Linked DNA regions of Homo sapiens: region 2 is linked to region 1. Evidence: read pairs that join two places in POLR2A ChIA-PET (ENCODE). Cell type or tissue: GM12878. All regions are shown on one strand. Links, peaks and the distances in the headings refer to the core of each region. The heading gives the core; the rest is flanking DNA. Region 1 has its middle 40 kb from the start of PPARG. Region 2 overlaps PPARG (peroxisome proliferator activated receptor gamma).

Region 1 (7,555 bases), core at 2,056-4,555:
ACCATTTTGGAGGGCCATTTGGAGCTTCGCCTCAGAATAATGCAAATTAAAACAGTGAGGAGGTACCATTTTGTGTCCATCAGGTTGGAAACAATTTTAAAATCTTGGAATACTAAGTGTTGACAAGCATGCGGGAAAGTGGAAATGATACAGTGGAAATCCAGACGACCACTTTGAGGAGCATTTGGGCAACAGCTAGACTTTGTAGAAATGGTCTGCTTCCAGAATCCTTGCCTCTGTGAGGCTGCCTGTTGTTGCCTGTACCAGTGAATGACATTGAGCATAGAACTTTTCAGGCATGTGCTTTTCACTCAAAACGTTTAGACCTCGCTTCACTGTTTTAGGCGAATGTTCCTGTGCAGAAGTCTCGAGCCCACCTAATGAATTCCTTTTCCCTGCGCAGGTGGCTTGATGCTCTCTTTTGGGATACTTGTAGGAATTTTCTTTATCTTCAGCAGCTTCACTAGTATTCTTCCTGATATTGATTATTTTCTATATATTCCCAAGACTCTTTGATGTGCAAATTGAAGTAATCATTGCGGTAATGTTTCCTCCTGTCACTGAATATGTCTTTGACTTGGTTTTCCATGTTTGTTCTGTGCTTTTTTACTCCTGACACATTTTTTTTTTTTTGTTCTGGGACTGTGTTGTTTTCTCCTCAGTTTCTTTCCTCAACATTTCCAGCTCTTTGGGGGCCTTATTCTTTAGTTTTGTTATCTCATCTTCCCTTTAATCTCTCAAGAGTGTGAAGGATATGGTATCTAAGCATTTCTTCTCTTTCCGGGGTAAGTTTAGATTCTTTACCAGTTCTGCACAGTTGCTTTTTGTTTTTTCCTTTTGGGGGGCTTGTAGAGGGGAGAGTAACAAATTTCCGCATGGTCCTGCATCCAACTTGTTTTGCCTACCCATCTTTGACAAAGCAGTCCTATCCTGGACTATTTGCCCCCAAGATAGTGTAGGCAAATTCTCCTTGACTCCAAGGAGTTTATCTGGGTAATATTTGGATCCACCCCTTAGAACATGTGTTGAAGGGCGGATGTGAATGGGGTGTGGTTTTGCTCCATCCCTCACTTGCCTGTAGAGAGCAGGAAGGAATGAGAAGAGAGAGTTGGGGCTTGTTGCAGATGAGTTAATGAAGCTTTGTCACCAATCTTTGTAATGAGCTCTGAATCAAAAGGGCATTCTATTGAGTTAGGGGGAAAAGGGTCTGTCCCTGTAGACAAAGAGTTGAGGCAACGAGGCCCTCTTGAGTTTCAAAGTGTTCCCCTGTTTCAGAGTAAACCATCGAGCTGGTGCACTTAGTGTGAAAGCGTTGGGTGTTTCAACTTTTAGTGTGATGTGGTCTAGTGTTCCTCCCTCCACGCAGAGATTTCATTTGCTGCTTTAAACAACAAACAAAAACTCTCTTTCACTTTCCACCTGGACAAAAGGAAAAAGGGGTAAATTCTGTGAGTTGTTCAAAATGAGGCTTATGATCTATTTATCTAAGGAGGGAGAGGCTTGAAGATAGTTTTCTGCATTTTGTTTGTCACCTAAATATACAATCTTTATACCAAAACCTCAGTGAAATTTTCACTCAATACTGATTGCTCCACTGCATTTCCTTCTGAGAGAAAGTCAAGAGCCTGTTCCTTGTAGCTCTTTTAGTTGGATAAAATTTGTGTTATATCTGACAATAGTTTTTGAAGTTTGTGGAATGAAATGGAGACCTTCACATGGTTTCAACATTGATTGTATGTTCTTTTCTCTTTTCACTTAATTTGGTACATTTGGCTCAATTTGGGGAAGAAAATTCTTTTGTAATCCTACATTCTAGCTGCCGTCTAAAGGTCTTTCCAAATTCATGTTGTATATGTCTTCTCTGTTGCAAATGTGGTTGGTTGAGATTATTTGCATTGAAATTCTTTATGGCAAATCATGCCTTCAGATCTTTATTGGAATGTTTTCACCTGGTCTTAAAAAAGATCTTTCGTGGTCATCATTATTTCTATATACTCACTCCTACCAGCAGCCCACAGCCCCAAAGAAGACGGAAGATATAATCTTTTAAACAAAATACACTTGATTGTTTTAACTCTCGTGGAAAGAGTAAATATAATAGTAACATACTTAGACAATTCTACCCAGGTTAATGAGTAGCATTATCTCACAGGCTGTCTGTCCATTTGTAGTGTAACTGTGATTTGGTAAGTAGAGTATGAACAAAGGTGAAGAAATTTAATAACTTCCATGATCTTCTTAAGTTTTTTATTTTTTTCTTTTGAGATGGAGTCTCGCTCTGTCCCCCAGGCTGGAGTGCAGTGGCGTGATCTCGGCTCACTGCAACCTCCGCTTCCCAGGTTCACGCCATTCCCCTGCCTCAGCCTCCTGAGTAGCTGGGACTACAGGCACCTGCCACCACGCCCAGCTAATTTTTTGTATTTTTAGTAGAGACGGGGTTTCACCATGTTAGCCAGGGTGGTCCTGATCTCCTGACCTCGTGATCCGCCCACCTCAGCCTCCCAAAGTGCTGAGATTACAGGCGTGAGCTACCACTCCCGGCCGATCTTCTTAAGTTTTAACAGAGTGCTTTTTTAATCATCTGCTTAGGTATACCCAACTTAAGCCCATACATAAAAATGGCCACTTGGGCACTTTTATTAATGGTCAAACACTAAAATTGTAATAAGGAAATCAGAAAAGGTCATTAACAAATGATTTAAAGAAAAAAATACAAACAGCCATTTTAAATAATGTTTACCTCACTAGCTATCAAATATATTTAAATAAAAAGATACCATTCCATTAAAAAAAAAAAAAAAAAAAAAAAAGCCCAAGCCAGGTGTAGAGGTGCACATTTGTAATCCCAGGTGCTCGGAGGCTGATGCAGGAGGATTGCATGAACCCAGGAGTTTAACACCAGCCTGAGCAACATAGCAAGACCCTATATCTAAAAAGAAAAAAAAATTAAGTCCAGAACTGGATGGCTTCACAACTGAACTCTACCAAACATTTAAAGAAGAACTGATGCTAATTGTTCTCAAACTCTTCCAAAAACATTGAAGAGGAGGAAACACTTCCAAATGCATGTTATGAGACCATCATTATCCTGATAGCAAAACCAGACAAGCATGCTACAAGACAAGAAAATTACAGACCAATATCCCTGATGAACATAGATGCACAAATCTTCAACAAAATAATAGAAAACCCAATTCCTGCCACTGCACTCCAGCCTGGGTGGCAGAGAGAGACTCTGTCTCAATTTAAAAAAAAAAAAAAGCATTTGACAAAATTCAATATCCTTTCATGATGTTAGGTATAGAAGGAATGTACCTCAACACAGTAAAGACCATATATGAAAAGCCCACAGCTAACATCATACTCAATGATGAAAAGTCAAAAACTGTTCTAAGATCAGGAACAAGACGAGGATGGTCACTCTAGTCAAGATAGTACTGGAAGTCCTAGCCAGAGCAATAAGGCGAGAGAAGGAAATAAAGGACATCCAAATTAGGAAGAAAAGAATGAAATTATCTATTTGTTGATGACCTAATCTGATATATAGAAAATCTAAAGACTCTACAAAAAAAACTGTTACAACTGATGAATTCTGCAAATTGCAAGATGTAAACTCAACATACAAAAATCAGTAATATTTTTATATACAAAAAAATGAATTATTCAAAAAACTAGGAAAACAATCCTATTTACAAGAAAATTTTTAAAATAGGATAAAATACTTAGGAGTAAATTTAATCAATGAGGCAAAAGACCTGTACCCTAAAAACTATAAAACATTGAGGAAAGAAATTGAAGATGAGACAAATAAATAAGGTGATACCCTGTATTCGTGAATTGGAAGAATTAATATTGTTAAAATATCCACACTACCCAAAGCAATCTGCAGATTCAATGCAATTTCTATCAAAATTCCAATGTCATTTTTCACAGAAATAGAAAAACAATCCAAAAATTTGTATGGAACTGCAAAGGACCCCTAATATCCAAAGCCACCTTGAGCAAAAAGAACAAATCTGAAGGCATCACTTTACCTTATTTAAAAATATGTTACAAAACTATAGTAATCAAAACAGCATGGTAATGGCATAAAAGTAGATACATAAACCAATGGGACAGAATAGAAAGTCCAGAAATAAATGCATGCATATATGGTCAACCGGTTTTTGACAAAGATGCCAAGAACACACAATGAGGAAAAGACAGTCTCTTCAGTAAACGGGGTTTGGAAAACTGGATATCCACATACAAAAGGATGAAAATGGGCCCTTACCTCACACCATATACAAAAACCAATTCAAAATAGATTAAAGACTTAAATGTAAGACCTGAAACTGTAAATCTACTGGGAGAAAACCCAGAGGTAAAACAATTTCTTGGGTAGGATTCCAAACTACAGGCAACAAAAGCAAAAATAGACAGATGGGATTGCACCAAACTAAAAAGTTCCTGCATAGCAAAAGAAACAACAGAGTGAAAAGACAGTCCACAGAATGGGATAAAATATTTGCAAACTATACATCTGATAAGGGGCTAATATCCAATATATATAAGTAATTCAAACAACTCAATAGCTAGAAAACAACCCAATTTGAAAATGGGAGAAACACCTGAACAGACATTTCTCAAAAGAAGACACACAAATGGCCAACAGGTTCATAAAAAAATGCTCAACATCACTAATCATTAGGGAAATGCAAATTAAAACCACAATGAGCTATGACTTCAAACCTGCTAAAATGGCTATTATCAAAAAAAAAAGAACGGTAAGTGTTGGTGAGGACATAGATAAATAGGAACCCTGGTACACTGTTGGTGGGAGTGTAAATTAGTATAGCCATAAGAAAAACAGTATAGAGGTTCCTCAGAAAATTAAAAACTGAATTACCATATGAAACAGCAATCTACTGTGGGTATAGGGGATTGAAATAATTATTTCAAAGAAGTATCTATACCCCTATGTTTTTTGCAGCATTATTCACAATAGCCAAGATATGGAATCAATGTAAGTGTTCATCAGCAAATGAATGAATAAATAAAACGTGGTATGTATACCCAGTGGAATGCTATTCAGGCTTTAAAAAGAAGGAAATTCTGTATAAAAACTCGGATGAACCTGGAGGACATTTTGCTAAGTGAAATAAGCCAGACACAGAAAGATAAATACTGCATGATTACACTTATATGTAGAATCTAAAAAAGTCTAACTCATAATAGTAGAATGTAGAATGGTGGATTACCTCAACCGTGGATTGGATAAAGAAAATGTGGTCACATACACCATGGAATACTACACAGCCACACACACACACAAAAAAATCGTGTGCTTTGCAGCAGCATGGATGCAGCAAGAGGCCATTATCCTAAGCAAAATAACACAGGAACAGAAGACCAAATACCACATGTTCTCACTTATAAGTGGGACCTAACTATTGGGTACTCACGGCCATAAAGATGGCAACAATAGACACTGGAGACTGCTAGGGGGAGAGAGGGAGCTAGGAGTGGAAAAGTGAACCATTGGGTACTATGCCTAGTACCTCGGTGAGGGGATTATTTTTACCCCAAACCTCAGCATCACGCAATATACCAAGGTAACAAACCTGCACATGTACCCAATGAATCTAAAATAAAAGTTGAAAATACTTTAAAATAAATAAATAGAAATTTTGTTTCACCTATGTGTAAAATTAAATAAGGCTGTGCTTACATAACAAAGGAAATCCCATTGAAAAAGATCTCATCTAACTGACTATTTGACGCTGTTTAGAGTGAATACTTCATTTCTAGTAAGTTGTTTTTGCCATGATAGAGTCACGGATTTAGAAATTGTACCTTTTTAAGGAGTCTCATCAAAGAATAAAAGCCATTCTTCTTTGCATTGTTCTCACGTATTGCACAAAGCCTTAACCCTATGTCCAATTTTGTTCTTAGATTAAATAAATTAATTAAACTATAATAAAAAAAAGAGGGATTACCAGGACTGGGGGTGAGGGGTGAATGGGGAAAGTTTAGACATTGGTCAAATGGTACAAAGTTTCAGTCAAACAGGGAATAAGTTTTAGATATCTATTCTACAGCATAGTGGCCATAGTTAATAATAACATATTGTATATTTCAAAATTGCTAAAAGATTAGATTTTAAATGTTATCACCACAAACACACAAAAGATAAGTGATAGATATGTTAATTAGCTTGATTTAATCTTTCTACAATGTATGCATATCAAAATATCACATTGTACCCCATAAATATCTACAATTATTATTTGTCAATTAATAATAAAAAATTAGATATTATTTGCTTGTCAAATTGGCAGAGTTTTTTTAAAATTTAATTTTAAATGTTGAGAAGTGTGTAACGAGATACTCTGACACAAATAAACGTGGACACAACCCTGATGGAATATAATTTGAAAATTCTTGGAAAGAAAACTTTGAGGTTTTTGCTTTTTGACCCAGACATTCTACTGCAAGGAAACCATCCAAGGTAATAATCAGTGAAGAATATAAGCATTATGTACAGGAGCACTTATTGCACTGTTATTCATAAGAAGAAAAAAATTTAAAACAACCTGTTTTCAAATACTAAGGGAATGTCTAAATCAATTGCACTACTTAAGATGAAATGTCATATAACATTAAAATTGTGTTTTGGAAGAATTTTAGCAACGTGGGAAAAGTAGAAGATGTACTGTTAAGTGATAGAAGCAGACCACTCTACATAAGTTCAATCATGATATGTCATGTGCATAAAATAAATCTGGAAAGAAATACACCAAAATATCATCAATGATACTATCTTGCTAATGGAATGATACATGATATTTTTATTTTTCTTAAAATTTCTCGGCCAGGCGCGGTGGCTCACGCCTGTAATCCCAACACTTTGGGAGGCCGAGGCGGGCGGATCACGAGTTCAGGAGATCGAGACCATCCTGGCTAACACGGTGAAACCCCGTCTCTACTAAAAATACAAAAAATTAGCTGGGCACGGTGGCAGGCGCCTGTAGTCCCAGCTACTTGGGAGGCTGAGACAGGAGAATGGCGTGAACCCAGGAGGCGGAGCTTGCAGTGAGCTGAGATAGCGCCACTGCATTCCGGCCTGGGCAAAAGAGTGAGACTCTATCTCAAAAAAAAAAAAAAAAAAAAAAAAAAATTTCTTCACATTTTCCAAGTGTTTTATAATAAGCATGCAGTATTTTATAATAAAGTATGTTATTTTATAATAAAGTGCATTATTTTATAATAAAGTATGTTAAAGTGTGTATTACGTTTACATATGCTATACATAATATCTATGTATCCACAGTATGTCCTCAGCAGGATGAGGGCATTAGGACCTTATGTCATCCTTAAGATGACAGGTCAGGCCTTTCATAATATGTTTGCTGCTTACCTTTCTAGTTCGACAGCTTACTCTTCTCAGAACTTTCCATTTCACTTAAGTCATGCTGAACGACTTGCAAGCTCCCCGCACACGCCATGTTTGTTCTTGTCTCAGCATCTCTACAGATGTTGTTTTTTCTTCCTGGAATGCTCTGGGCTTGATTTC
Region 2 (7,555 bases), core at 1,691-4,190, 68 kb after region 1:
ACACCACCTTAACCACATGATCAAGGTCAATATCAAGGATAGTAAGACATAGTGAGCTCATATGCCCCTGATAGAATGTCCTGAAAAGGACAGATCATGCCTTTCGAATTCTTCCCAAACATCCTTAATCTCATTTGACTATGAGAAAGCTTTAACCTAAATACAAACACATTCTTCAAAATATCTGACCCTCGCCGTTCAACAGTGTCAGAGGCATAAAAGACACATCTTTGCTAAGGAATCACTACAGATTAGGAGGAGAATATTGCATGACAATTAAATGCAATGTGGGATCCTGGATTGGATCCTAGAGCTGAAAAGGGACGTTAGTAGGAAAACTGGTGAAATCCAAATAGTTATAGTATTGTGCCATTCTCAATTTATTAGGTCTTTTTTTGCTTTTATTATTATTTTTAATTAACATATAATTGTACATATTTATGTGGTACAGTGTGACATTTCAATACGTGCATACAATGTGTAATGATCAAATCAGGGTAAGTAGCATATCCATCACCTCAGACACTTATCATTTTTTTGTATTGGGAGCATTCAAAATCTGCTCTTCTAGCTATTGGAAAATATACGATAGGTTGCTGTTAATTATATTTACCCCACAGTGCTATAGATCATTAGAACTATTCCTTGTATCTAACTGTAGTTTTGTGTCTGGTAACCAATCTCTTGCTATCCCCAGCCCTTCCCAGCCTCTAGTAGCAACTATTCTACTGTCCACTTTTATGAGATCAACTTTTTAAACTTCGCATATGAGTGAGAACATGTGGTATCTGTCTGCTTATTTCACTTAACATAATCACCACCAAGCTCATCCATGTTGTCATGAATGACAGGATTTCATTCTGTTTTATGGCTGAATGGTATTCCATCGTGTATGTGAGCCACATTTTCTTTATCCATTCATCTGTTGCTGGAACTCAGGTGGATGCTGTATGTTGGCTTCAGTGTATCAACACTGATAATTGTGCTGGGACTGCACTGTGGTAACTGGGGGGAAGCTGGCTGAAAGGTATGTAGGAACTCCCTCCACTATCTTTGCAACCTTTCTGTAAGCCTCAGATTATTTCAAGTTAAGTAGTTTTTTAAGGTCACAATGGAGTCACTAAATAATCATTCTCATTAGATTTTCGCTAATTTATAGAGGAAGATTCTGCATTTGCAAATCTTAGAACAGAGTAATGCAGGGGCATTCTTTTCATCAAGACTATTTCTTGAGCTATTTTCTAATCCTTCTCATACACACTCCCATCCCTACCTCTACAAGTCTGGTCTCTATTTAGTGTACTTAATACTTTAGCCAGTTGCTTACAGCCCTCTAGAAACCTGTGAGTGGGAATAACTCCACAAAGCTCTGCCTCCTCGGGAACCACATCTTAGCAGTGTTTTTTGTTGGTGACAGTGAGGGTCTAATTTGAATGTTCACACCAGAACTGTCAAAGTATTTCATGCAATACTTTGAAAAAAATCTCTTGATCCACCAATCATCATTACCCAAGACAGGATTTGAACAAGAATTTAGAACTCGTAGTCTTATATTTGTTTGAATGGGAAGAGGAGAGAAGCAGACCGTATTGTTTCTAGGCAAAATGTCTGGGAATTCAGTGAATACAAGTAGTACTACGGGAACTTTCATTCTTAAAGGAAATCAATGACAGCATTAAGTTGTCTAGAAAATCAGTTTAACTTTAGAAAAGCATAAAGCCGTTTAAAATCAAAAGAGCAAACTCTTAAAAGACAAAGTTAGGAGCAGGTACGTACTTTGGCGTCTGAAAATGAGCGGTCTAAATTCAAGCATTTTGACATGAAAAATGAAATGTGAAGTATTTGGAATTCAACCCTGAATTTTTTTGCCGGTAACTCTTGTGTATGTTCAACTAATTTAGCAAACTGCACTAGTTCACATTTTTTAGGTGAAACAAGAAATAACAGAAGTTGCACCTAAAGTAGTCAAATTTCGTAGAGACAGAAAGTGGAATGGTGCTTACCAGGGGCTGCGGCACTGGAAAGGAACGGGGAGTTAGTGTTTAATGGGGACAGTTTCAGTTTTGCAAGATGAAAGCATCCTGGAGAATGGTTACACAACATTGTGAGTGTACTTAATGCCATTGAATGCACACTTAAAATGGTTAAAATGGTAAATTTTATATTGTGTATATTTTATACAGTTTTAAAAACTAAAAAAAAAAAGTAACAAGTCTTCAGCAGTTATATTCCACTTCATTGCCAGGGTGTCTGGCTCTAAGGGGAATCTCTGCTTAGAGGACCATTAATCCTTAGGAACCTTTTTTTTTTTAAAAAATCTAAAGATGGTTCCTGGACATCATTTACCAACTGGCAGTTTAAATGGCCTGTGTACCATAAATTGTGAGGTTAAAAAAAATCTGGTACACAGGAAACAGTAGAGCTGGGTGGCTGGGAGAGTTGCTTTTGGGGTTAATTTATAACTAAGACAAATGAATCTATGAAAAGAAGAAAAGCCCCGTAAGAAATATGCTAACTGATGGTGAGGGAGAAAAGGGTTTAGATAAAAGATATCTGAACTTGTTTGGTCTCAGTGATTTTATGACTGAGGAATTCAATTATAGATGTACTGGATGGAGCAAATCACAATTCTGTAAATTACTAATAGGACACAACGATCTTTATCATTTTCTGTATGTGCTCACATGCAAAGTTCAGTCCTGCCCTCTGTAAATAAACTCTCTGCCTAGCTATACCCATGCTATGAATTCAGGGCTTGAGTGTTGAAACATAGGCAATGCTTACTGCCCCAACCTTAAAGGCAGGTGGAACTGAGATTAGGAACGAAGACAAATTACTTTTGCTTTTGAATTTTGGCCTTCGGGTTTGTTTCATTTTTGTTCATTTCTTTTCATTTTTATTACTAAAAAGCTGATTTTTTAAAATAAAAAGATCACAACCACACAAAAAAACTATTCTTCTGTAGTTTCTTCCAGTTTTGTTCACATGTGTATGCTTTTTATTTACTGACAGTTACCGTATATACATCACTTGGCCCTCAGCCTCTTTCACTGTTAGGTCCTATAAATTTTTCATTTCTACCTGGCTTTCAGAGTTTTCATAATGGCAACATAATCTTAGTGATAGCACGTAATTTACTAAGCCAGTTTTTAGGTGGCTTCTGGTGTTTTTATTATTGTATAATTATGTTTTATTCTTATACCATTACATACCATGAATATCTTTATGTAAATATTTCACTCAATTAAAAAAATATTTTCTTCAGATAAATTGCCAAGAGAGGAATTTCTTTGTTAAAGTGTTTGAGCAATTAATTACCTTACTCTTGCATTATTAATTTTATGACATTTCAAATTGCTTGGAGGATATATTAATAGCAAATGAACAAAACATACAAAGCATAAATATATTTTGGAAATACATTTAAATGATTTCTGTTAATTTAAATGAATTATCATTTACTTAAGGCTTTGGGTGTATGATAGTGGTGGGAGGCTGGAGAGTGAAGCGCTTCAATAGTTGTTTAGAGATTAGAACGATGTGAGTGGTTTATTTTTATTTTTATTCTTTAGAGGCAGGGCCTTCCTCTGTTGCTCAGGCTGGAGTGCAGTGGTGCAATCATAGCTCACTGCAACTTCAAATTCCTGGACTCAAGTGACCCTCTTGCCTCAGCCACCGGAGTAGCTGGGACTACAGGCACACACCACCGCACCTGGCTAATTGCTAAATTATTTTCAGAGATGAGGCCTTGCTATGTTGCTCAGACTGGTCTCAAACGTCTGGCCTCAAGCAATCCTCCTGCCTTGGCCTCCCAAATGGTGTTTTTTTAAAAAACCCAGCTTAATAGCAAAGAAGTTACAGATTATTTCCTGAGGCTATGTCAAATTTAAATAAAATGTAAAGACTGTGCTGTGGGTCCCTTACCACCTTTAAGTCTAAGTTGCTAGTTATTAGGAAGAAATGATTGCTTTTGAAAATGCAGATTTAACAAAGTAGGACTTTCATAGAGATAAGTTCAAATCAGTTTTTAAAAAATATTCATTTAAAACCAAATATTTTTAAATTTGTGGTTTGAATATTTGAGAAACAAATTTAAGAATAAAGATACAATAAGAATTTTAAGATACAAAACTATATGTTTACAATATATTAAAATGAATAGGAAAAAGATTATGGGTGAAACTCTCTCCTTTTTATTCTCAACTTTCTGTTTGGGGGTTCAGTGTCTCCTTCCACAGTTTTCTTTGCCTCAAATAAATAAAGCCAATTATGAGCTCTACAGTCTGAGTTATAGTATTCTTGGTTCTTTGGGTACCGCCAATAACTTATATATCACAAATAATACATATACAGTGTTACATAGTAAGTGCTCAATAATTGGAAGCTAGTTCCATGGGGCAAAAGGAAAGCAACTGTGTTCTCTTTCATACTGTTCTAGTTTTTTTTTTCCTTTAAGCTTGTGACTTCTTGTTCTTCAGTCCAGATCCTGTGATCTGAAATAATTTAAATTATTAAAAGTTAGATATTTTTAACCTTTTATACTCCCACTAGACAGGACATAGGAAATTTAGTGACGTAAGCATCTTTAATAATCCTTAAAAGTCATAAGACTTGGTGGCTGGGACAAGAAACAATTAGGTATAAATTTCAGGGAAATACCATAATGGCATGACTTTTGTTTTCTTTTGTTAACAAGCCACATGGCTTTCCTCTCAAGCCCAAGGAATACATAGTGTGCTCTCCTTTTAAGATTTCAGTTTTGTCTGCATCACAGAGATGTATGTTTCCCTAAGTTTGCTCACTATAATTTGTGATTGCTATTTTTCTTATCTGCGAAGGAAGTACAGCAGCTCCCACTGGGGAAATACCATGTTAAGTTGATCCTAAAATAAGAAATCTAAGGGAAAGGTCACATCCTAATAACTTGTGCAAATCTAAATTCCCATGGAGCTTTGCAATCATTTTGTAGGAGTATAAAAAATCTATTATTGAACTTCTTCCAGATAGCGTCGTAAAATTGAAGTACTTTTATATACAGAAGTAACCACTAAATTATAAATACAATTGACAAGACCTAATTTTTTAAGCAATCTATTATGAATACGTAGAGAAATCTGGCATGACTAATAAACCACAAAATCTTTCTTGTCACTTTCACTGGAAATATAAAGTATATTACTCATGAAGTATTGTGATAATTACATACAATAGTAATTTCCTATTACTATAGAGATATTTAATACTCAATTTTTACTTTTTTTTTTTTTAACTGATGCTGACCTTTTAGTTATACTTTGGAAGAACCTTAACCATGTTGTTCCAGGGAAATTCACTGCTTTGGGAGCCAGGTCACTGAGTTACTACTGTCTTTCCTCTTCTGTTCTTTGGCCATCGTTTAAGTTTCCTTACCTGTTAAGTAAGAAAGGTTTATGTTAAGGATCAAGTAAGATCAAATATATAAAGGGTTTAGAAATAATTTACGGCGTATATTTATGGTATTACTGTAATAATTGCCTTGACTTTTTTATCTTTTCCAAATGAATAAATCAAAATAGAAAGAGGTTGAGTAACTTACTCGAGCTAACAGTCACCGGTACACGCTAATCAGTGCCCCACTCACTGGTCAAATCTAAGTAATTCTTCAAGGGATGGAATGTAAATGGAAACTGCTCCCTTATGCTGCATACAGAGGTATTACATTTTGCAGTAAGGATTGATTGTTTCCTAGCACGTAGTAACTAACCTGTTTTGAGGATGCGTTGTTAGAAATGCATCTTGGACATTTATGTATATATACGTGCATATATATATGTATGTATGTATGCATGTATGTATCGCTAGAGGAATGTGCGTCCTTGCTTTCTTACTACAAATTAAAGCTGAACAGAATGTGGTGTTTGTCTTTTGGTATTGTCTGAATAAATACCAATATCTACTAGTATTTATTTCCTTGCTGGTAATAATGTGTTTTCATTAATTTAAGATTTATAGGAACATACTTGGGTGCTCTGCCTGCTAGAAACTGATCTGTAGCATGAGCCATTTGTTGAAAGTACTTAGATATTTCTGCATTTATTTATTTCTGTTTCAGACCCCACAATAACTATATTACTATAAGAAATATAGGCCAGACACAGTGGGTGGGTCACACCTGTAATCCCAGGAGTTTGGGAGGCCAGGTGGGTGGGTTACACCTGTAATCCCAGCAGTTTGGGAGGCCCAGGTGGGAGGATGGCTTGAGGCCAAGAGTTGGAGACCAGCGTAAGCAACATAGTGAGACCCTGTCTCTGCAAAAATTAAAATAAAAAAATTAGCCAAGCATGGTGGCGCCCGCCAGTAATCCCAACTACTCAGGTGGCTGAAGCAGGAGGATCACTTGAGCAGGGAGGTCAAGGCTGCAGTGAGCCATAATTGCACCACTGCACTCCAGCCTGAGGGACAGAGTGAGACCCTGTCAAAGAAAAAGAAAAGAGAAGAGAAGACTAAATTGTTTTTTACATGCTTATCTATGTGATGTGAGTTCAAAGAATCTCTGCAATGATTCAATATCTTTTTAATATTTTTGTTTGGGAAAAGCATTAAGCTCCTTCATTGTGTTAATTAATTCAGTTTTCTCTTTTATGTTATACACCAGCATGAAAAGTGTGAGATGTTAGAGGCCCACATCAGTACCCTACCACATATTTACCAGGAAAAGCTGACTTTATGCTTAATGGCAGCAGTCACCCCTTTAAAATGTGTGGCCTCTGTGTCCGATGGCGTGGACTCACTTCCTTTAAGTTCATGGCCTTCTGAAGATCAGCTGGGCTGGGATGAGTGGTGGCTGGCATGTGGTGGAGTGTCTTGCTTCCCTCTGATACATGGAAGTTATAAAAAGTCTCACTAATGAATGTTCTTAATATATATGGGGTAACTAATTTATGCATCAGACTTTGGAATAAAAGTAATAGCAACAGCAAATGAGAGTCTAAGAATAATTCATTTTTTTGATACACTTCTGCCCCCAGGTGCCAAATGCTACAGGGTGGAGGCGGAGGGAGACAGAAAATCTTTCTGTATAGGAACCTACTGATCGCTGCTACTATAAATTTTTCTAACCATTTTATTTCCATTGATTATTGTTTTAGTTCAGGTTTTCCTTATTCCTCATTTGGGTTATTGCAGATTAACTCTCTGACCAAGCAATCCATCGTTTCCATCATCCTCCAGTCCATAGTTATATTTCATCCCCTTTCAGAGAGCATTACAGACTCTGTGGTCGGCCCAGCCTACCTCTTCGATGTCATCACCTCCACCTGCTCCCACAAATCTTATGGGTCAGACACACCAGGCTGCTCAGTGTCCTCTCACAGTGCTGAGTTTATGACTGGGATGGATTGATTTTCATACTATTGTTGATTCAACATTTTTTATAGTATACTTCTTGAGAACAGAGACCATGTTCAGGGATCCCTAGTGCTTAATACAATTCCTACCAAATATTATGCAAGTAATAAAATTGCAGTGTCATTGAACATTTTCAGATATGCATTTATTTCTACTAATTAATCTTAGT

Evidence for each region. Peaks named below come from ENCODE experiments on the same cell type or tissue, not always from the same donor. Only the 100,000 strongest peaks of a DNase experiment are listed, where the experiment ranks them.
Region 2: POLR2A ChIA-PET joins it to region 1 with 6 read pairs; 2 of 35 experiments call an interaction of 5 or more read pairs at or near these places.

Annotation. Positions count from the first base shown.
Region 1 is chr3:12,245,646-12,253,200 of GRCh38, forward strand. No RefSeq gene overlaps it. Among named protein-coding and RNA genes, the nearest start is that of PPARG, 40 kb to the right of the region's middle. In GM12878, for the core only: no CTCF peak of the experiment used is centred there; no DNase peak of the experiment used is centred there.
Region 2 is chr3:12,314,421-12,321,975 of GRCh38, forward strand. The region is part of intron 2 of PPARG (peroxisome proliferator activated receptor gamma); the gene reads left to right. Among named protein-coding and RNA genes, the nearest start is that of PPARG, 29 kb to the left of the region's middle. In GM12878, for the core only: no CTCF peak of the experiment used is centred there; a DNase peak (open chromatin) is centred at 2,641.